Regions from separate parts of the Mus musculus genome. Here all the other regions are linked to region 1. Evidence: chromatin loops called from intact Hi-C (ENCODE). Cell type or tissue: heart. All regions are shown on one strand.

Region 1 (8,000 bases):
CCAATAAAGGCTAGAGCCTATGATTGGGCAGTGGAAAGGAAAGGTGGGGCTGGGGCTGGTGAGATGGCTCAGTGGGTAAGAGCACCCGACTGCTCTTCCAAAGGTCCAGAGTTCAAATCCCAGCAACCATATGGTGGCTCACAACCACCTGTAATGAGATCTGATGCCCTCTTCTGGTGTCTCTGAAGACAGCTACAGGGTACTTACATATAATAAATAAATAAATCTTTAAAAAAAAAAAGAAAGAAAGAAAGGTGGGGCTGGAGGTTTTATAGAGTAAGGGAGGAGTAGGGAATGGAAAGGAAGGAGGAAGTGGAAGGAAGATGGAGCAGAACCACATGGCCTGGAGAAGCTCCAAGTAGCAAGAGGTCTCATAGATGAGGAATAAATTAGTACAGTGATAGATCTGCCCAACCTAGGCATATAGCTTATAAACACAATAACTAAGTTGTGTGTTTTTTATACGGGCTTATTGGGGTAAGAAATTACCAAAACACAGGGTTCATCAGTTGTCCAAACAACAAATACAGATTCGTTTTAGTACAAAGTGAAAAGAAAAACTAACTCTCCTGCCAAGCATGCATCATGGCTTTGCAGATTCTTTTGGCTAATCCAGGCCACAGTGACACAGGTCAGAAGGACTGGACTTTCTTGGGTACTGACTACGTGCCAATACTATTCTGATAGTCTGCACATGTTAGCTATGTGGTCCATGCAACTACCTTAGGGTGCTGTTATTGAGCTACCTTGTTTAACTTATTTAAATTTTTAATAATTTATTTTTACTATTTGTGTGTGAGTTTATGTAGGTACACATGTGTGTAAAAGTGCCCATGGAGATCACAAAAGGGTATCTTAGCTAATTTGTTTAGTGCTGTGAAGAGGCACCATGGCCAAGGATACTTGCATAAGAAAGGGTTTATTGGGGGCTTACAGTGTCAGAGAGTGAGCCCAGGACCATTATGATGGGAGCATGGCAGCAGACATCTTGGCATGCCACTGGGGCAGCAGCTATGAGCTTACATCATGAACTACAAGCATGAGATAGAGAGAGCCAACTGGGGATTCTGTGGGCTTTTGAAACTTGTAGTCCCACCCCCGAGACACACCTTCCCTCAACAAGGCCACACCTCCTAATACTTCTCAAACAGTTTCACTAACTGGAAACCAAGAATCCACATCCTCACTGAAACCACTACAGAGGGTGTCGGATCCCCTGGAGCTAGCATTACAAGCATCTGCAGCACGTGGGTGCTGGGATCTAAACTCCAGTCCTCAGGATGAGGCAGCAAGCCTTCTTAACGACTGCTCTGTCTTCCCAGCCCCTGGTTTAAATGAGATGCTTCGGATTGAACCCCAAGCCCTGTGCAGGCTAAGCACGGTCTTTACTCCCAAGCTCTCTCTCCAGACCCTAAATTATATTTTATACAGAAAGGAACTAAGCCGCATGAACCCCGTCAGCTTTCCTGAGATCCTATAGCAAGAATGGTAAAGTGCAGAGGTGAAACACCTGGCTTTGCATTATCCTCACTGCATTTTTTAAAAGTTTTTCTGGGGCCGGAGAGATGGCACAGCAGTTGGGAGCGCTCGCTCCTTTTGCAGAGGACTCAGGTTTGGCTCCCAGCACCCATGTGATGCCTTCACAACCATCTCTAGCTCCAGCTCCCAGGGACCCCCCCCCCTCTTCTGACCTCCACAGACACCAGGGATGCACTTGGTGCACTATACGTGCAGGCAAAACACTTGTACATGAAATAATTTTTAATTATAAATACTTGGGGTGGGTGAATTCGTTCACATGCCCACATACATGTGAGGTACACATGAGCGTAGGCATGTGCGTGATACAATACTCACATGGAAGTCAGAGAAGGCCAGTTCAGGCATCAGTCCTCAGCTTCCACACTGTGGAAGTGCTGCCTACACTGTGTTGGCTCCTTTTCAAACTTCCAAGGATTCTGTTCCCACCTCCCATCTTGACTCCGGAGCACTGTAATTACAGACTTCTATGTCCAACTTTACATCTCTACCCTTACAAAGTGAGCTCTTTACCCACTAAGCCATCTCCCCGGCCCCTACCCTCACTGTATGCTGGCTAAGTGTCTGTCACCAAGTAAAAGCCAGTCTGTGGGCCAAGTTCTTTACATAGATTATTTCATTAAGTCCCCATAACAGTCATTCCCCACCTCAAATGTCAAAAAACTAAGATTTAGAAGAATTAGCCAAATTCCCTGTAGATAGAAAGTGGGCTCTGAGATTGCCGACAGAGCCCAGAAATACAGAAAATACTAAGGCACGGTGATAAGCCACGACTGCAGTCTCCCTAGAAGACTCTAATCTGGAGGATATGAAAATACAGCTGCGGGCCTAGGACAGAAGTTCCCCGGTACTTTCCACTCTTCTGGACTTTACAATAGGCCAAGGGAAGAATGGAGCCTTGCCCAAGAACTTGAAGTCTCTGTTGGTTCAGCTATCCAGCTAGCAGCAGAGGAGACTTCCTCCCTACTGCCTCCCTTAGCATTAGAACCCACAGTAGCAGGGACTTCCTGCAAGCAGGTCTGTCTGGGATTTGCAGGCTTGGGACTCAAATTCACACAATCTCAGGTGTAACTCTTAGAATCGATTCTGAACAATGCTAACTTACACCCACTACGTTTCCTTCTGCTCTTATCACCCCTGGTTCAGGCAGGGGCACAGCAGGGCTCTGCAGGCCCAGCAGAAATGCAAGCAGGTCTGGGAGGGGTAAAGGGAAGGAATGTAGTAGAGAAGCGTATTTGGATTTGGTCATTTGGGACTGAGACCAACAGATGGTAGGACAAAGATCACGGTTATGAGAGGGGCTTTTGAGGGAGGAGGAGGAGGGAAAAGGAGGAGGGAGAGGAGGAGGAAGATGACGACGACGACAACCACCACCACCACTACCAACAACAGCAACAACCATCCCTGAGGGTCACCTAACCCCACCAGGATAGTGAGAAGGACATTAGAAGACCAGAATAATTGTGGCCACCGAATAAAAAGTTACACACGCACACCCCATCTTCCTGCCTGCCGTTCCCTGTCCCTTCATTTCCACGCCCATTATTCTGGTGTGACAGAGTTCCCCTGATGCTCTCAGGCTCTAAAGCCGGAACAGCAGCACCCCCTCGTGGTCAAGGCTCACCAATGGTCCAGGCTGATTCTTTGCTCGATTACCCAGGCAGGAGGTAATGGCATGCTGAAATGAGTTCCTTAGATTTCTGGCTGTTCAATGGCTTCTGTAAATGGCACCGCCTCACTCCCGCTACCTTTTCAGCCCGTTTTACCCACAGATAAGATATATAACTACCTACAATGCTCCAATGTGACCTGTTGGATCTTTTTTTTTAAGATAGATTTATTTTTATGTTATGTGTGTGAGTGCTTCACCTGCATGTCAGGGCACTGGGGGCATACCCGAGGCTTATGGAGGCCAGAAGATAGCACTGAATCCCCTGTAACTAGAGTTGCAGATGGCTGCAACCATGTGGGACTAGGAACCCAGCCCAGGTCATCTGCAAGAGCAGCCAGTGCCCTTAAGAGCTGACCTCTCTCCAGCCCATGCAATGCATTTTGATGATAGATTGTCCTTGGGGAGGGCAGATTTTTTTTTTCATGATTTAATAAATCAGTAGCTCTGGGCTGAAGAGGAAAAGAAAACTCTATCTTTGCTCCCATTTGGGGCCATTCTGCCATGTTGAAGCAGGCTGGTTTTCATTCATTTTAAACCCAAATCAATCAATCAATCAATCAATCAACCTCTTAAATCAGGCAACATCACATGTGCACCTCTAATGAATAATTAATTTGGCAGAAGAGAGAAAAATCACACCCAGCCATTGGGTGGATAGAGGAGTTGGGGAGTAAACCGTGCTGACCATGTAATGGTCCAGGCTTTCTCAAGAGGTGAAGGAAGCTCCAATGGTCAAACCGGGGCTAATATCCACCAAGCTCTCCCTGTGTCTGTGCAGACACATTGTCGTAGTCATTGTGTCTGGACTCCAGCAAGTTCGCCCTCCCCACAGGTGCTCCCCTGCCTCTGTTAAGAGAAAGTCAGAAGCAGGTGGATCTGGGAGGATGGTGTGGCACAGACACAGCCCTGTCATCTGAGGGCAGGGCCTGAAGTCTAGACCTATCCTGGCCACAGGCAGGGAGTGAGCCGGGCAAAAGGGAGCTAGGAGCCAGCCCGTTTCCATAGATACCGATTTCACTTGCATTTTATGACAGCTGTGCTAGGCTGCCTGGAGAGGCATTGTTTAGACGCCTGGGGGACTGGCTTGGAAGGAAAATGCAGTAAGAGCGATTTCTCATAAAGCCTGGTGCTTTCCCTCACTAAGGGGCAGCCCTGGTAGGACCATTCCCTTTAGGTATGTGAGCAGCTAGAAATGTCAACCTCAGACACCATGAAGGTCATCCAAAATGACCCTTAGAAGCAAGCCATTGTCAGGACCACTCAACCCTGAGCCCAGTGTGAGAGTCTCCCTGGGACTTATGTGAAGAATCTCACCCTGGTCTTCTGCGGGACCTAGAAGAAAACCTGGGAAAACTTCCCCTGTGCCCCAGTTGAAGCCAATGACTGACTCCTGAGAACCTGCAGTGCTATGTCTTGCTTTTCCATCTCCACTCCTACATCTCACCTACCCAGAAGGCCTGTCTCTGCTCACACTCAGCTTCTTACCGCACACATCACCAGGTTCTCTCCTTTGCTAGGGCTTCATAAACTAGATTGAGCAAGATGGATCTCCTGTGCTCAGCAATCTCAGACACTGGTGGGAGAGACAGACACATAAATGAACCATCGAGAACAAGAGAACAGTAGGGTCAGAGGAGACTTTCAAGAGAAACTAAAGCTTCAATGAGGCCTCAAGACATGAGTCAGGGTTCAATGTAGAGGCATTGCATAGGCAGAAGCTTGGCAGTAAGAAGGAGGGTAATGGGAATCGGGACCCCAACGGGTCGCAGATGCTGAGAGTTGAGTACAAAGACATCAGTGGCAAGAGATGGGCAGGAGTAAGAGATGAGCAACACCCCCCCCATGCACCATGCTACAGACCCAAGCTGCCCCTGACCCCCCACGCTGCCCCCTCCTCCTCTCCTCTCCCTCCTCCTCCCTCTCCTCTTCCTCCTCTTCCTCCTCCTCTTCTTCCTCCTCTTCCTCCTCCTGCCCTTCCAGGTGCCTTGCAGCAGGTCCATGAGTGACTCATTGATAGCAAGCCACAGAGAGGTTTAAGTACAGGAAGGACATGACTAGGTTTGTGTTTCAAAAAGACTGTTTTGATTTCCAGACCCAACCTCCACTCATTCCCCAGCACAGTTTACTTAGCCTGAGACAAGTTCTGACCACAATAAAGTTTACATCAAAAAGTTAAAACTCTACAGGAAGTATAGGAGCACTTTCGTGTCATATGTGAGACCCTGAGTTGATCCCCAACACCACACCAGAAAAAAACCAACACATACAAACAAACAAACAAACAAACAAACAAAAAGTAAGAAAAAGGCAAGTTCTTTGGAACTGTGAAACTTACTTCATGCAGAGACCGACTTCAGAGTCGTTTATCCTCTGGCTGTGTTGATGGTGCCATCTAGTGGTAGAACTGTATGTAGATCGCCCTCAAGCTTGCTTCTGAAGAATTGTCTTAACAGCTTGTATTATTATCTTATTAAATCCCCCCAAACATCTCAATGATGGAATGTGTCACTATTATTTCCATATTAGAGGCTAAGATTCCAAGGAATGGTAACTTTACGTGGAGCCTCCGGGGGCTTAGGGACTGCAGTTGGGGACTCCCTCTTGTTTGCCGTTATTCCCTCTTCAAAGATGAGGGAACTGAAGCCCTTCATGATTGACAGACTAACTAAATTGCACCATAGGCAATGAAGTTTTCCTGCCTCCATTTCCACATTTTCCCCAGGAAAATGTTGACACATTCAATATGTTTATTTGAGGCAAAATAAAATGAAATGGCAAAGGGAAAAGACCCATTCTTCCTTTCTTTTCTTTTTAATTCAAGGCAACTGTCCCTGGCTGCAGTTTTACTTGTCATGAATGTCAGCCAAGGTGCAGCTGTAGGCCAGACTTGAGTAATTGTAGGAAGGACAATTGCAACCAAAATATACAAGGTGTGGGGACCCAGGAGCTCGACCCCAGAGGTTGAACGGGTTTTATTTCTACAGACTATGCAGCTGGTTTTTGCATAACAAAATGTTTCCCAGGATCAGAGGGGGATGTTGGGGTTCAGGTTATGAGTCTGAAGTAAAACTCTCACTGAGATAACAGAGCACCTCAGCCTTTGCTCCTGTCTGAAAGCTCAGGGGCAGCCTCTGGGAGCTGCTCACATCCTCTGCTTTTAGCCTACCTCCGAAGGCACCAGCAGCCACTCAGAGTGCTTTCCTCTGTGTGCTCCTGATTCTCTCACCCTCGTTTTTGTCTCCCCTTCTCCACCTAAGGACCCCTGAAATTAGGCCAGGCTCATCAGTCCTCTAAGAATAATAGCCTGGGACTCAGCCTGCCCCAGCGTGCCCAAGTTCAGATTCCCCCAACACCCACATGCAACTGGGTGTGATAGCACGTGCCTGTAACCCCTGGGGCTTGAGAGCCAGCCAATCAGCCAGCTGGCGAGCACCAAGTTCAGTGAGATTGTCTCAAGAGGTGAAAGGTGAAGAGAATATGTCTCATGTCGACTCCTAATGTGTGCACAGAGTCACATATATACATACATGGGGGAGGGAGAGGAAGGAGAAGAGGAGGAAAGGGAAGAGGAAGAGGAAGAAGAACAGGGTTGAACTAGGGCAAGAACTTAATCAGGAAAGCGTTTGCTTTGCAAGCATAAGAACCTGAGTCTGCTCCCCCAAGCACATGGTGGTGCCTGTAAGCCCGGCACTAGGAAGGCAGACACTTAGGAAGAGGATCCTAAGACTTATTGACCTGGCTTAATCAGAAATCCCCAGGCCAAGTGATAGACTCTGTCTCAATAAACAAACATGGCAATGGCTTCTGAGGGATAACACCCACAGTTGGCCTCTAACGTCTTCATGGATGTACACACACGTACATGCCCCTTTGTGGTCATGCAGAAGTGCGCGCATGTACACACACATAAATGCACCACAGAATACTGTCCTCATATCAAAGTCAGCTGGTTAGCAGACTATGTGTCAGCATATCACGCACAAGTTCCAGGAGTTAGAGTGTGGCCATCGTCACTGGGGTTCACTTTTCTGCCATCCATGCACACTGAGACATAAGAGATGGAATACACAGAAAGAGAGTCAACTCGGGTCACAGATGACAGTGGATATCCATAACCCAGCATTTGGGAGGTAGAGGCAAGCGGAGGAGGGGTTGGAGGTCATCTTCAATCACACAGTGAGTTCAGGACCTATTACATGAAATGAGAGAGAGAGACAGAGACAGACAGAGAGAGAGAGAGAGAGAGAGAGAGACAGAGACAGAGAGACAAAGAGACAAAGAGACAGAGACAGAGAGAGAGGGAGGGAGAGAAAGAGAGAGAGAGACAGAGACAGAGGTTGGAGCCAAGTGTGATGGCATATGCCTTTAATTCCGGCACTGAGGAGGTAGAGGCAGCTAGATTTCTGTGCAGCCAGCCTAGCCTACATAGCCAGTTTCAGGCCAGTCCGGGATACACAGAGACCCTGTCTAAAAAGAAGGTGGTCAGCCTAGATGCCTAGATGAGCAGTAGGAAGCACAGTGTTGCTCCAGGTGAGAAGTTACAGGCCCAACAGCCATCTTGCGGATACCGAGACAAGCAATTTTAAAATAAGAAGAGGGAGGGGAAAAAATCTTGCAAAGTTCCCTCTTTGTAGAAAGGATAGAAAATATACCTTCAAAAAAGAAGAGCAATGTTCTCTCTGTGTGTCTATGTCTCTCTGTGTGTCTCTTTCTGCATCTCTCTCTCTGTCTTTCTGTCTCTGTCTCTCTTCTCTGTGTGTGTGTGCCTCTGTGTGTGTCTCTCTGTTTC
Region 2 (8,000 bases), 120 kb before region 1:
CTGGATCGTGCCACTCTCAACCCGCGCCCAGGAGGCCGATTGTGTTGGATTCTTTATCACAGAGGACACAGCTTGGTTACTGGAGTAGATGTCCATTTGTATATAGATTTCTCCCCTTCTCTGTCCACTATCCTGTGAAGAACATCACATGCAGACTTAATAAATGCCTGATTCATGGTCAGTAGCACACAAATTTCTCTTTGACTTCCTTCTTCCCTTCCTTTTTTTCTTCCTTATTCATATGTTTCTTCCAATGTACTGGAGGCTGCTCAAAGACCACCAGAATACCCACAGGTTGAAGTGAGATCCAGCCAATTTGGTGGTTTCTGCTGGATCGTGCCACTGCCCACTGCCGCTGATTCGTGTTTTTTATCCTCACACTACTAAACTGGACTGCTGGTATCCTGACAAATGGAGATTAGAGTCTCCCCAAAGAACTACTTTTAAACAGGTCCACATATATCTTGTCTCCCCTACCTTTGGACAGTGGGCTAAAAGGGGTATCAAAGCATTCGAGAACCCTTATTAAAAGTAGGTTTTTAAAAATCTAAGCTTACTTCAGTCTACCTTGGAAGCTTGAAGAAGTCGGATTTAATGTTGGCTGAGGTAACAGGATAGACAAATTCGCCAGTGAGCTTGTGGGCATCAGGTAAAAACAAAGCCTCCTTCCTCCATGTCCTTCTGTGTGTGCCACCAGAAGGTAAGGCCCAGATTTAGGGTGGGTTTTTGTGCTTCTAATAATTTTATTAAGAAAATCCCTCACAGGAGTGCTTGGAAGCTTGGATTTTAGTATATTCCAAATGCAGTCCAGTGGAAAACTAAGATTGGCCATTTATTGATTGGATTTAATGGTTATGTTATTTTTTTTTGATCTCTTAATATAGTCTGCATACAAATCCCTTGGTTTTGTTGCTGGCAAAGATGTCATCTCCCTCTATAAGTTGTGTTTTCATTCTGAAGATGTTTTCTCTCTTATGCAGGAATTTTTAATTCCATGCAATCTCATGTGTCAGCTCTTGGTTTTATTTCCTGTGTTCCTGAAACACTTTCCAGATAGTCTTTGAGTACGTTCATATCTTGTAGTATTTTTACCTATGTTTTCCCCTGGAAGTTTCAAAATTTTTCAGCCTTACAGGTAAGGTCTTTGGTTTAGTTTGAGCTGATTTTTATGCGGGCTTAGCCACTACACCACATGTACCCCTGGACCATTATGACTTCATTGCACAAGTGTTCTTGTGTTTCAGTGCAGCACCCAAACACATGCTCTGTTTGATATTTTCTCAAGCTTTAGGCTCTAAGAATATAGACAGACACAAAGCTCTGAACTCATCGCAAAAGATTGTGTCTGAGTATTATCTCAGTGTCTCTTCTTCCTTGATGACTCTTAGGTACCGTTTCTGTATTCCACTCTAGGAATAGTTCCCCAGGAGACTCCCACGCGGGCAACCCGTGCTTTGGGCTATCATCCATCTCTACAGGACAGGCTCACAGGAGGCAGATTATGTTTGTGGTTTTGATGCAGAACCTTATACAGAACTAAAGGATCAAGCTTGTGTCCTCAGAACACTTGCCAGTCAGAGCTCTTCTGTGCCTGTTTCTTTAACATATTAAGATGTCTGTAGGGAGACGGGGACAACTTATAGCAGGCCAGTGCTTACATTCATATCAAATCCCTCCCTCTCTGACTGTCTAAGGTAGACAAAGCAGAAGGGACCTCATTAAAGCTGGACCCACCATAGGTCAAAACAACAGACTAGAAAGAGACATGAGAGTCTAACCACCTCTGCCCCAACCCCCAACTAACTTTGAGGCTTTAGAAAACACACTTTGTTGTCTCAACTTCTGAAAGGGGAATAACGGTAACAGCAGTTTACCCGGCTGTCATTTCGTCCCTGCAGCACGTATCCCAGGGTGCCTGGCCTGGGCAGTAGCAGGGTTTCTGATTGCAGCTCTGCTGCCAAGTCTAACGCAACTGGGACACTTTGGGCAGCTCGTGCTGGGTGGAAACTCCAGGAGCAAAGGTCTCAACTGAGGAAAAACTGTTAACTAAAAATTAAAATAAGATAAAAAACAAACAAACAAACAACTAGGAGGCATCTTTTAAAAGCTGTCTGCAGGGCTGGTGAGATGGCTCACTGATTGCTCTTCAGAAGGTCCTGAGTTCAAATCCCAGCAACCACATGGTGGCTCACAAACACCCATAATGAGATCTGATGCCCTATACTGGTGGGTCAGAAAGCAGCTACAGTGTACTATGTATAATAATAAATAAATCTTAAAAAAAAAAGCTATCTGCAGATAATCAGGGAAACATGAGTGGCTGGACTGTTAGGCCACCATGGAGTTATGGGGCCAGGGTGGCATAGATGTCTTCTCTAGAGGAGTTAGATACTGCTCCTCTGTCTTCCAAACAAAGAGACAAGAACTCTAAGAAGTCACATAAAGACCAAAGTTGGACTCTGCCACCAAGTCTGCGAAGTCAAGACAACCAAGCCTAAGCACCCTGCTGCTGTGAAACCAGGACAACTAAACCTAAGCACCCTGCTGATGTGAAGCCAGGACAACTAAGCCTAAGTAAGCACTCTGCTGCTATGAAGCCAGGACAACTAAGCCTAAGCACCCTGCTGCTGTGAAGCCAGGACAACTAAGCCTAAGCACCCTGCTGCTGTGAAGCCAGGACAACTAAGCCTAAGTACCCTGCTACGTTGGTGGGTAGAAATGCTCAGAAGCTGGACAACCACAAGGCAGTGCTCCCAGAAGTCAGTGGACTTCTCAGCATCAGATGACTGCTCAGCACCAGAGTTCCAAAAGGTTTGCTCTTTTCTGGAAAATAAGAGTTTCATTTTTATTGCTGTAGTCCCTCCCAGTTCCAGAAGCCGATGGCCCCTGGGTGAGAGAGAGAGGGTGACAGTAAGAAATGTCAGGTGTGCTGACTTTCCAGGGTTCACTTGGTGAGTCACAGGTATTTACCTCAGCTGCCCAGCTGGGTGGGAAAGGAAAGCTGGCGCGTGGATGGAGAGTGTTGGAAGCAAGAGGGACAGATTGGCAGGGTCTAAGTAGGTGCCAGGGAGAGGAAACAGAAGAGGCCGTGTTTGAAAAGCCAGAGGTGTTTCCCTTTGAAAGCTTAGCTGCCACACAGAGCCATTCTCTCTACACCCTGACAGGTCCCAGACCAGCTGTCAGAGGGCACCTTTCTCTCTCTCTCACCGCTCAAGTGCCCTGGCCGTCCTGAGCTCAACACCTCCACACTCTTAGCCCTCCTGCCAGAGCCAGAGGGGAGAGAAAAGCCACCATGACCTTGGCCACTTTCCACTGCCAGAAACCACTCCAGGCAAAAAGCTGATGCATGGCTCAGCCTGTAAAAGTCCTCACCTTGAAGCCTGAGTTCTATCCCCAAGATGCACGTGAAAGGAGAGGACTGTAGGCAGCCGATTCTCACAAGTTGTCATCAGACTACACACACACACACACACACACACACACACACACACACACACTGGCACCGAGACTTTCTTTCACCATCTTGTGGGCACACACAAACACAGACACAGACACACACACAAACACACAGACACACACACAGACACATGCACATACTCTTTGTCTCTGTCTCTGTCTCTCTCTTTTTCTCTCTCTCCGTCTCTCTCTCTCTCTCTCTTTCTCTCTCTCTCTCTCTCTCTCTCTCACACACACACACACACACACACGCATGCATGAACACAAAAAAGTAAATACGTGTTTTAAATACCTATAGTCTGATATAAATATTAAGATAGTGCCCCAATAAGTGGGTGTGGATTTGTGATTTTTAACTTAACTAAATTTTTGAGAATATTCTGGGGTAAAGTAGGAAGGGGAGACTCACTTCTTTTATATCCCCCCCCACTTCCAACTGAAAAATTAGAAAGGAACAAGCAGCCACTGAGGGCTATCAGTGTGGAAGGGGGTGTGAAAGTGCAGGATATCTCCCAAAGTCATGAGAACAGCCACAGGCTTAGACTGTCCCCAAGGAAGACTCCAGATGCACTGCTGGGAACAGAAGCTCTTTGGAAAGAACCATTGCACAACCAGAGTGTGTGCTGGACAGTGAGCACGTTCTGGGATTCATGGATGTTTCTATCTGCGCCATGTCAGTAGACACAAGCAGCCAGAGGCAGGAAGACCATGTCATTTTAAAAACTAGTCTGTTGGGACTCAGGAGATGGCTCAGTGGCTGATAGCTTGTACTGCTCCTACAGAGGACCCCAGGTCAGCTCCTAGCACCACACCAGTGGCCCACAGCCACCTGTAACTCCAGCTCACAAGGGACACAATGCCTCTGGCTTCCACAGACACCTGCACTCACATGTACACCACACAGACATACCTCATACATGTAGTTAAAGTTGTGGGATGAAAACAAGTCTTTAAATAGAACTAGCTTGTGTACCAAGTGAGGCAGCAGAAACACATAGAAACCTAAGGCATCGAGGACAGCTTCAAGTTGGTAGAGGTTTGCAGGCATCTCTTACCAGCCCCCTCTTGTCCTAAGTGCGGTGTGACACGGACTCCTGTAAAGGTGCAATCACACAAACTGATGTAAGGCATCGTGAGAGGCCCTACAGACCCATGTAGAGGCAGGACAGATACTTCAAACATCAAAATTATTTTTGCCTGCACATATATACTTGTTGTTCAAGTGAGGTAATAATTCTCTGGCCATGGCTTGCACTCAATGACGTTATATTGAGAAGAGCTAGATTCCAAACAGCTCTAGCATTTGAAAGAGACCGAGGCAGAGGCCGGTGTGTTGATTTATCATTAGTGTATGCAGTTCTAGAGACAAGAGTGGGCTCAAGAGGAGAGAAGTGAAAGCAATAGGAAGATGCAACTAAGCCAGGTATTGTCCAAGTGGGGTTAGCTGATCAGTCCAAAGGCCCTGTACCCCAAAGAAACCCTGTGGGTTAGGGTAAGTATTGCCAGGGTAGTGGGACCAGTGGTAGTATAGGGCTTCTGCCCCCTCCCACCCCAGTAGTCAGAGGTTCAACCCATCTTGCTTTGATTCCTGCACATTTAGGTTGCTCATGTGTTAGTACAAGCCCTGATCTGAGCCCTACCACAGTGTCATGGGGAAGGTTCCTGGTGAGGACAGGATCTGTCCCATTGCTCCTGTGTAAGGTTGAGTAGGGTAGCTGGGGCAGGAGGGGGTAAGGTGGGAGGACAGGAAATGAGACTGAAAGGGGTCTGACATACTTATTACCTTCTTGATGGATAGTGAGCAATGTGTCTTTTATCTCCGAATCCCCATGTCCTGGTGCTCTGAGGCACAGAGCAAACTCACATCTAGTTTTTGTTGAATGAGCGAATGGATTCAGTTTTGTTGAGTAAATGACCCCTGAGAACTTCTCGTCTCTGGCCTTCTGCTGTCATCCCCACCCATCCCCAGCCAGCTCCTGGGTTTCCACGATTGGAGTCCTGCCTTCACTCCTAGCTCCTGAATGGCCACTCTCCCAGCTTCTGGGTCTGAAAGGCTGTCACCTTTAGTCTCTCTGAAGCATGGCTCCCCACAGTCCCCAGAGAAAGTCAGTTTCTAGTCTTTCAAAAGTATATCATCCTCGTGGCCTCTGCATCTCCTTCAGTTCCTCTCAAAAGTTCTCTCAGATTCTGAAACAAACCATTCCACTCTGTCATTTGTTTTGCTGGGGGTGTGGTATGGCGCGTAGTGTGTATGGTGTGTGGTGTGGTGTGGTGTGGTGTGGTGTGGTGTATGTGGTGTGTAATGTGGTATGTAGTGTGTTGTGTGTTGTGCTGTGGTATGTGTGTGGTATGGTACGTGTGGTGTGGTATGGAGTGTGGTATGGTGTAGCATGGTGTATATGGTGTGTGGTGTGGCATGTGGTGTGATATGGTGTGTGGTGTATGTGTGGTGTGGTGTGGTTATGGCATGGTGTGTGTGGTGTGGTGTGTGTTATGTGGTGTGTGTGTGGTATATGTGGTGTGTGTGTGATGGGGGGTGTAGGGTGTGTGCGTTGTGTTGTGGTGTGGTATGGTGGGTGATGTGGTGTGTGGTGTGGTGTGATTATGGCATGGTATGAAGTGGTGTGTGGTGTGGTATTTGGGTGGTATGAAGAATAAACTTGTATTATTTTCTCCAACTCAAAAGTCTCCCTTGACATAACAAAATCACATTCCTTTTTCAAAGCCACCCAAGTACAACCCCCTCTTCAGAGCTCTTCCTGAATATGTGTCCTCCCCAGGTCCCCCACCCCACCCCCTGCCTTGCTCTGAGAACCAGCAGGTGCCCTTTCCCCTCTTGCCCCACCGAGCCCTTCTCCCTTGTAATGCAATCGGTCCTGAAAAGTCCTGAGTGGCTCAGGTCAGACTGCCATCCTCCCAGGTGATGGCTGCCCCCACACCCTGACCTGTGGTTGAGTAGACCGCTGTTCACACTCACCACACAGAAGGTGTGTGCAATACCAAGGGGTGCAAGCCAGCCTCCCACCCCCTCCAGTGCACAGCCATTTCCAGAGTGCACAGCCAGCAGAACACCTGCTGCCACAGTCGTAGCCTGCATCCAGGATGGCGCCTCTTGCTAACCTTATTCCATTTAAGGGTGCGGTCAAAGCTCAAGCAAAGAGAAATGTTCTCAAGTCTAAGCTCAGTGGACGTGGGGAGAGGCGGCTCCTGGAAGCCACCCAGGGTGGCACCAAATTTAGTCCAAAGATTGAATATAAATATATGAAAATTTTATTTTAAAAATAACATGGTAACACTAAAATAGCTCACAAAGGAAAGAGAATGAAAGCAACCCCCCTGGAAGACCCCGTCACAGCTGCTTTCACTCGTGTGGCTCCAGAGCTTTTGTTGTTGTAAGTGCCTACTTTAACATGCTGACGCATGCTGTACACATAATGTTCTGGCTTCCCTTTCCCCCTGAGAATATGTGATAAACATGTAAGAGAAAGACAACATAGACAGAGATGTGGGCTGTGGCGTGGGCTGGCTGAGTAAGTCTGGGTCTTCCTTGAGTCTCAGTTTTCCTCATCGGTGAAGGTTCAGCGAGCTCATGGGATTATTGCGAGGATGAAATGGTAACATGTAAAACCTCGTCCCAGGGCCCAGCAAACCATAAGGATTAACTGCAAGTTGGTTTCATTACCGTTACTGAAATCAAGTTGACCTTCACCCAGCCAGGTGGAGCCTACACATGTTTTTATGCTGGTTTTCAAGTGCATACCTTCAAATCGAATACTTAAAAGCTTAAGGCTCTCCAGACTCTGTCCCACCCCACTTAAATGGCAATCCTAGGAAGGTATAACATAACTTCCTACCCAGTCCTGAGCCCCTTGTTGCTTGGTTTCACCTTGAGGGCCTTGGCTAGGCTACAGAGCTTGAGAAAATGAACATTCCCCGAAGTCTTCAGACATGAGTCTTCTCTCGGGGGGAGGGGGGGACCCTGGTTATCAAGTATCATGTCTCCAAGGGCCTTGAATCCGGGTAATGGAAAACTTAGCCAGGTAAGGGTGGGAACAGAGGAACTTGAGCCTTGTTACCAAACCATGACCTCCCCAGGGCTATAGGTGAAGGAGTCATTTCAGAGTACCATTGAGCTTCATGACAAAACAGTCTCCTCATCTGCTACCATGGCTTATCGAGGTGCCTGGAGCTCTCACTATTGGTCGGTCCCCTGTTTAGTTTGATGGTTCAGCAGCATATTACAGGCAACTGCATCTTACAAACATCTCCACCTTGCACTGCACTGAGGCTCTGAACTGTTAAATGCTTAGCTTGGCCCACATCTGTCTTCCTCCACTGAGTCTGGAGATGAACCTACAAACTCAGATCAGGGGCTGTGGTCCCTGGCTGCTCAGGTATGTTCAGACATGCTTGCCTGCCTGGTGTCATGGAGAGCTTCTACAGCCTGACTTCCCTGATGCACCCACATCCCCGCTGCCCACTGTGTGCTTGAGGGCTCATGCTTTGACTTCTCTAATGCCAAGGCTACTCTGGAACACACAGTA
Region 3 (8,000 bases), 96 kb before region 1:
ATATTGAGAGATATGCCTGTGCACTGAGTACCTGTGCACTGAATGTGCACGTAGAGGCTGCAGACTACTTTTATTAGAGCCTCACAGCAAGCTAAGGAAATAGAAGCCATGCTCACCCACGTTTAGAGCTCAGAGTGAGGTCGAAGTTGAAACCACACTTGATCCTGGAGCACCTGAAACAAAGCCCCATGTTAACAACTGTGCTCATTTCCATTTTCATGTGAATTTCCTGTCCTTCCTTTCCTTAGCAAAACCTCACAGGAGAAGTCAGCCACTTTCATATGATGTGACTGGATGCTCACGGGACAATTGTTATGTTGGGAGCTGGTTTAATTCTTACATTTCAGATTTCAATTCCGAAGGGTATGTGACCAGGCACCTGACAGTAGCTGCCACTACTGAGCATGCCCTGTGAGCTACTTCCTCAGCATTAGACGTCGACTGGGGCCAGCATGCCTGAGCCTTGATCACTGTATAAAGGAGATGGAGGAAGATGGAGGTGAGAGAGGAGGAAAGAGACAGATGGATGCCGTGCTGTATGCAAAACAGCTCTCCTCCCACTCAAGCCCATGGCAGATAATTGACTCTTTTAAAAATCTAATTACTTTATCCTGGCAAGGGCAGATTGGACGAGTCAGAGACACCTGCTGGCACATTGTTGTTTTGAAGCCAAGAGGGTGGAGGGGACAGACAGAGTGAAGGAAGAATTATGTTAGGAAAAACAATCATTTTCTTCTTGAAACGTTAACAGAAGTTAGACGCTGGTAGTGTATAGAAATGGTACCTTACAACAAAACAACAGGAAGTCCTTATTAATTACCTCACAGGAGTTGATTAGTTTCTATGCAATTAGTAATGAAAACTCTATTTATGATAATACTCAAATTCCTATGGTCTTGTAATAGACTCCTAGAACCTTACAGCTGAAAGACACAGGGATCACTCAGCCTCGACCCTTATTTTTACATGAGATGACTGTAGAACAGGGACCATAAGAACACACAGCACCATTGAGAACATGAAGCATTTCCATGTGCACAGTCTTCTCAGACCATGATTTAAAACCCATCCATTGACTATCTTGTGGAAGTCATATTGTTCCATTTCATAGAAAAGAAAATGGAGGTCCAAGGGTTTGGTAACTGGTCCAAAGTCCCATGATTAGACAATGCTGCCAACAGACCTGAATCTTATCAGTCTGAGACCAAAGCCCACGCTCTCCTTATGTCTCTGTGCAAGGGAGTCAGAAAAGCTCCTACAACTGACAAAGTATGATGAACCTGTGTCCAGAGTGCCAGTCTCAACCCATGAATGGAACTTTGCTCATTTTATCCAGTTCCACAAGAAGCTGGGGGTTTCTTCTGTTACCTTTTGTGTTATTGGCAGACCAGCTCTTACTTAAGCTATTCCTGCATTAGTCACTGCCTCGGGGGGCCTCAGCCTACAGTGGTCAGGACCCCAGACTCTTCAGCATCTGTCACCATTTGGCCGGGATTCACATATAGAAAGTTATTTCCTTTACTAGCCAGTAAGTGCTCTTGGCTGTGGCGGTGTCTACTGATGGCTTCTAGCTAGCCAAACAGCAGGTTCCGGCATCTTAGCATATCATGACAAGAACAATAAGGACAGTCATAGTCAGATGACGGACTCATGGTTTCTGAGAATTAGCAGGGTCAGGACTCTGATTTCATTGCTCTCTAGTCAAGTGATCTCAGTTTCTAGATCAAAACCAAGTGGGGATGTTTAATCACAGGCACTAACAGATTTATGAATATGTGGAAGCATCTAGAACACTACTTGGCACATTGGAGGCCCCAGTAAAACCCCTCATCCATGACCCAATTACCCAATTACACCCAATCACAGTGAACTTGGAGATACAAGAAACAGGCTAGTGGCACTGCAAGTTTCTCCTGGCACTAGGTACCAGAAGGCAACTGTCAGGGGTGAGGAAAACATGAGAGCTTAGAAGGACATTCACGTATCTGTAAGACAGATGAATGCTCCACTGGTCATCAAGACACTCAGAGCAAAACTGAGGAAGGCTGAGGCCAGCTCACACCAGGTTCCTCTTGCTCCTAAGGCAGGCCCAACCTGCCTCACAGATACTTTAGCACTAGGGCATGCGCTGTGGGATTGAGGAACTACAGCCTTTTGAATGTGTTCATAGCTAAAGGCTTTGTATTCAAGCATGCTAGGTCTACTGGAGAGAGAAAAGGGAACTTATCTCTTGTAAGCTGGGGACCAGAGACATCTTGGTTGGCCACTTCTGCCTTGTCCTGAAGTTCTGAACCAAGAACTTTTCAGGTTGGCACGGGATTCTGGAAGCCTTTTATGGACACCCAGTGTTACCATCTCCTGAAGGAGGCTTTTTCCAGCTCTGGCTATTTTTCTGTGGCTTTAGACAGATGCATTTCTTTCCCTGAACCACAGTGTATTGAAATAACAAAAGCGGTTGGGTGGAATGCTTGCCAAGGCCTGACAGTCCCAAGTTGGTGCATCTGGAGAGCCTGGAACCTGCCCAGCTGTGAGAGGTTTGGCAGATGAGTGGCAAAGTTAAAAGACAAATCATACTTTCTAACCCTCGGCTTAGGGGTTGGCATGAATAGTCATAGGGGGAAGAATCTATCTATAAATCATGAAAGCAAGCAGTACCTTCTAAGAATGGGATGCCATGGCTGGCCTTCATTGAGAAATGGGTTTTTGTATCAAATGAAGAATAATTCAAAGAACCTGGGACTGAGGAGCAGGTCTGCTGGATTTGGCCTTACTGCTTTGTCGTTGGTTGTGATGGCCATTTAAGATCCCAGGCTGGGGTGTAGCTCAGCAGTTGGGAGCCTGTACTCATGTACCCAGACCCCAGGGTTCAATGTGCAACAGGAAACGGGCTTTATGTGATGCTAACTAAGCCTTGCACAAGGCTTTCTCTTCCTGTAGCTGTGGATCAGAGACGTTAAGTAATTAGCCTCAAGTCACATAGTTCATTTACAGACCTATACCCTGCTTCGTCCTTTTGCCCTATGTCTGGGACACTGTCTTATCTCTCTGCAATTTCAATCCCTCTGACTCTAAATCCTCAAAAAAGTGAATGGATTGCTGGATCTTTTCTTGCCAGTTATTTGCTAATATGTCAGAAAACAACTGATTCAGAAAGTGGTATTAGGTTGTCATTCACAAGTAAACCTCTTTCCACAATAGGAAGGAAGTCTGCTTTTCTTACAGAAACCTCCAGGCCTTCCAGGAAAAAGAGCATCGCCCCTCTCTGGCTAGCTCAGTCAAGCCTTGAGCCCAGAGCCGGGCCTGCGGACACTCATTCATACAGAAAGCTGCTGAAATCCCCTGTGGAACAGTCCTTCCCTGGGAGGCAGAGAACTTGACCTCAGTGACATCAGATCCCCTGGCTCAGGGCATTGCAGGTCTCCCACTTCTGTCCTGAGTGACAGACAGGCAGCTCACCTGTCCCACTTTAACTGGCAATCCCCAAGAGATGTGTTCAGCCAGTACCCGAGAGACCAGGTGGCACTGTGGTAGCCTCTGTGACTGCTGGAGTCTGTGACCATCTCTTGTCTGTAACCTCTACCAGCCAGGGGAGGTGAGAAGGGGCAGGCGGGCAGGAGGGCGGTGTCTGTCAAAGCTCAGGACTGCAGAGATGCTTAAATGGAAGCATCAGGGAAAGAGGAAAGAAGCATAGCAAAGAATAAGGGGCAGAGCAGGGTGTTTCACCGGCAAGTTATGTTTGACCGACCACTTCGAGAGTTCTTCCGGTTTTAATGACCTAAGACTTTAAACCAGGACTTTAGGTATGAGGGGGCATAGGAGTGAGGCAGCTAAGAAATAAGAACAGAGACCAGTGTCAGGAGGCCAGGCAGACACTACAGGAATTCCAAGACAGTGGCAAGGCAGAACAACCTGACTTGGTGAGTACCAAGGAGCTGTGAGCATCACTTGAGTAGGAAAGACAGGGCTCAGAAAACATCCCTCTTGGGGTTTCCACTCTGCACTCCGGATTCCTCGCTGGCAGCTGCGGAGTGAGGAAAGGGCCTGGAGGGCCAGCTATGGGTTACAAGCGCCAAACAGCTCTGCTGCTCCAGGGGTGAGGGTGGAGACCTGACGGGAAGGTAGGAAGTCCAGCAGTGTCCCTCTAGCAGTGAATCAGGCTCTGGGCTGGGCTGTGCCTCTGGGAACAAAGGGTATCGAAGAAGTTGGAGCATACTTAACCTGCTACTGTGAAAGTCAGGCTGGTATGCCTGCTAGCTTCAGGGTGAGGCCAGTTAAGATGCTTCCTGCCCACCAGGGTCTTGTCTCCACTCTGGTGAGCATCTCTTGGTTTCAGGTCTCTCTCTCTCCACTGCCCTTTCTTCTCTAAGGCCAGCCTGGCTGTGCATCTCTAAACCTTGACCAGGAAACACCCACCTTAGCAATGAGCTGAGGAGTGACCAGGAGTCCCTACGATGGTGACTTCTTGATGGGCACTGGGAGGGGGTACAGGAACCAGGGGAACTAAGAATGTAAACCTAAACCATTGTGTCAAGTGTTGCTTTTTAAGTGGTTCTGAACTGCACTGGGGCCTACGGAATCACAGTTCTTCACGGTGTCACTGCAAATTGGACCAGAGAAGGTCCTTCTACTTCCAACGTTTCATGGGAGAACAATGAGAACCAGAGGAGGAAGTGTCACGCCCAAGGTCACATAGCTACCCAGGTTTCCTATCCCCAAGTCTGGGTTCTCTTGCCACATGATCAGAAGAGAGGCAAGGAACTCACAGCAGCCTCTGCCTCACACTGCTGTCAGGTAGGATGGAGCCCTGCGGGCCTCCTCCCTCTGGTTACCTCTCTGGCTCTCATTAGCCTCTTTACCTGACCTCAAGGGTAGCTGGGATTCTCGTGTATGGACACTGCACAGTGGGGACATGAGGTGCAGCAGGAAGCTAAGCAGAGAATATTTTTTAAACCGTCCAACATGCCTTATGAAGAAGAAGAAGAAAAAAAAAACTTCAAAAACTCAAGGCATTCTCCTAGATGCTGTGGAAAGCATTTCAAAAGAGATTTCATGCCTAGAGAAAACATCAGAAAACACTGTTGGTTTTTTGTTTTTAAAGGCCCAATTCCCACTAAACAAAAGTTCCTGGAAATGGACTAGTGACCCACTTCTTAAGATGCCCCCAGAGCACTGCGTTTGCACGGGGGCAGATTGTCAACCAACCCCAGTCATGTTTCTACAGCACCACTAAACCTCCGTACTTAATTTAGCCAAGCCTCACTATGGCAGGAATAGAGAGGGGTAGGGAGTCCCCTCATAGGTCCAGAGGGAGGTTTGCTTCTCGCTCAGCCTCTGGAGAGGCAAGTCTCTGTCTGAGCTGCTTCCCACTGATGTGTAGTTGTAGCTTTTAAAGTTCAAGTCCACCCTTACCTGCTTCCTTTCCTCCTCCCTGGAGTTGGCTTCTTCAGGCTCTGGCTGCTGTTCAACTGCCCACTGTTATTTGCTCTTGAGCCTGTTAGTTGCTCCCGCCCACCCTCTTTTTAACCGGTATCCCATTGCCCTCCCTCCTCCCACTTCTTCCTCCTCTTTCTTTTCTCCACCCCTTTCCCCCTCTGAGTCCCTCCCTCCCCTCTCTTTGTGCGTAGAATTTTGCACTCATTTAAAAAGTCTTCTCCCCTCCCTTTTCCTCACCAGTCGAGAAAGACACCCTACCCCCACCCTGCTGCCCTCCGCCGTCACTGTCCCTGTCCCGCTGTCCCTGTCCCAGTGGCTGTCCTTGTTTTGGCGATCCGCAATCCAATCCAATTGAATCCGGCAGTCCATGCACTTGCTAGCTGGCTCAGCTGGCTCAGCTGGCTCAGGCACAGTCTTCCTGGGTTTTTCTTTTCTTTCTGCCCATCCCTCAGCCGCTAAGGCAGAATTCTGCCTTCCTGAAGCACCCCGAGGAAAACCCCTCTTCCCAGTCCTTTTCCTGTCACCAGAAAAGAAGTTGTCTGCCCACACAGCAGACCCTCAGGGAGCCCAGGAAAAGGTAATTCTCCCAAGCCACAGCCTTTAGGCACCCAGAATGGGTACAAGGTTTTACCTGAATGGTCAAACCCCCTTAACTTGGGGTTCCAAATGTGGAGCCGCATCCCCCACCAATCAGAGTGTTCTCCATCCCTCTTCCTCTCGCTTTTCTCCTCTAACCAGAAAACAGCATTTTATGTGTGCCTGGACACTGAGCTAGGGGCTTCACAGACGTGGGTTATTTTATCCCAGTTTCTGATTTCACATTCCGCAATGCCTGAGGAAACAGAGGGTCAAGGACATGGAGTAACAGGGTCGTGGTGACTCAGTTGCTCAGCAAGTTAGGTTTTAGCCAATGACAACATACACCTTCTTGGGCAGACTGAAGAAGTCTGTGGCTGTCCCTAGAATAGCTGAACCAGGGAGAGATCTTAGAACATTATTTGTCACAGGAGAGAAATTCCGAAATCATCACCTCAGTCCACCTCCTCTTCTACCTTGTACCAGTTCCTCTGTTGAAGCATTAAGCTGGGGTCCCAGAGAGGCTGGGACAAATGTCGGAGGTCACAGCTATGCCAGCTGAGGAAGAGAATCTCAGACATCATTTGCAACCGCCAGGGAAACTGAGGGACAGTCTAGACTCCTTAATGGTGTCATATACTACAGTGGGTGCCAGGTGCCAGGCCAGTGCACAGGTCTGCCTCTTGTTCCACAGTTGTCCACTCAGTGCCCTCCCCAGCCAGAGCTTGTCACAGACAGACTGTTTTCCATCAGTGAACAAGCTGAGGGCCAGCGGGAGAGGACAGGATACAGGGCTTCTTTTACGGGACTGGGAGAAGGGAAACGGTTCTGATATAAATGCAGGAATCTTGGTTCCTTAGTCAGAATATCCTATGCCGATCTAACTGGGTTCAAATCCTGGCTCTGCCGCTCCATAGCCGAGAACTACACTGGGCAAGCCATCCTCCATGAAGCTCAGGGTCTTCAGCTGTAAGCTGGGGGTAATAATGTCTGCTTCTGCGGTTGTCATGAGAACTGAGGAAGATATGTGAAGAGTTAGATTAGTGGCTAGTATGGGAGGTGCAGTGGGTATGACTTCAGAATACAGCATGGAGTGGTGCTGCACAGAGCCTGCTTCCTCTCTACCTGTGCCTACTATGGCTGGGATAGAGTTCAGCCCTGAAGCCAGCATTAGAGCCCTGGGTCCCCAGCTGTCCCTGTTTCCATGCTGTGACTTTGTTCCTACTTTATAGCCACTCCACAAAACAAGGCACTTGGGGACACCTTATTACCTCTAGCCAGAGATAGCAGGTTAAGATCCTATGAAGTGTCACCTGGGGGTGATCTGAAAGTGGGGAAGGTTTAATGGAATATCAATTCACAGATCATGGGGCTGCCAAAGGAGACACTAAATGCCAGTGATGTAATGCTAGATCATCAGGGATACAGAGAGAGTACCATTTTCCTTTGAGAACCTAGAAGACATATTTAGATGTAGGCACACCTGTGAGGCTGGACAGTTCAGGGCATAGCAGGAAACTACTACCATCCTATCTGGAGAACAGAGAATTAATCAGTAGGGAAATTGGGTGGGGCCACTAGAGATACTGCAGGAAGCTGCATCCAGGAAGCTATGCACAAAGCTCAGTACAGCATCTAGGCAGAAAATATTTTGATGGACACAAACTAAGAGGTTTTGGAAGAACTTGGGAAGAGTGGCTTATTTCTTGCAAGAATCTCTCTGAGACTAAGTCAAGAATTCTAACAACAGTAAGGAAAATGCCATTCATGTTGTAGGTCTGGAGTGATTTTCTAAAGGGACCCAGTACAGCTGTCACCACAAACCAGAGAAGGACATCATGAGCAGATACCTAATGCCTTAGAAAGAACTCAGGGCAAGAGCTGGAAACAAAACAGAAATTCTGCCATGCTCTCTCCTTCTTCACATTCAGTGTAAAAAGAGTCTTAGAGAGAGGCCTCCGGGTGGGCTCCACACATTAAAAAATGGCACT

What was found. Hi-C counts contacts between places; a loop is a spot of excess contacts. Peaks named below come from ENCODE experiments on the same cell type or tissue, not always from the same donor. Only the 100,000 strongest peaks of a DNase experiment are listed, where the experiment ranks them.
Region 2: it touches region 1 in a loop (2.8-fold over the local background); 20 of 42 quality-filtered maps call a loop at or near these places.
Region 3: a loop joins it to region 1, with 4 times the contacts of the local background. A loop is called at or near these places in 8 of 42 quality-filtered maps.

Annotation. Positions count from the first base shown.
Region 1 is chr3:96,934,038-96,942,037 of GRCm38, reverse strand. No RefSeq gene overlaps it. Among named protein-coding and RNA genes, the nearest start is that of Gja8, 12 kb to the right of the region's middle. In heart, CTCF peaks have their summits at 3,153 (motif pointing left) and 5,609 (motif pointing left); a DNase peak (open chromatin) is centred at 3,137; H3K4me3 peaks cover 334 bases; H3K27ac peaks cover 1,560 bases; H3K27me3 peaks cover 2,395 bases.
Region 2 is chr3:97,058,197-97,066,196 of GRCm38, reverse strand. The region is part of intron 1 of 4930573H18Rik (RIKEN cDNA 4930573H18 gene); the gene reads left to right. Among named protein-coding and RNA genes, the nearest start is that of Gm31120, 12 kb to the left of the region's middle. In heart, no CTCF peak of the experiment used is centred here; DNase peaks (open chromatin) are centred at 1,956 and 3,176; H3K27ac peaks cover 5,636 bases.
Region 3 is chr3:97,029,895-97,037,894 of GRCm38, reverse strand. Gja5 (gap junction protein, alpha 5) reads right to left here and starts at 5,493. Exons shown (of 2, transcript NM_008121.3): 1 at 5,410-5,493. In heart, no CTCF peak of the experiment used is centred here; no DNase peak of the experiment used is centred here; H3K4me3 peaks cover 2,901 bases; H3K27ac peaks cover 4,106 bases; H3K27me3 peaks cover 3,511 bases.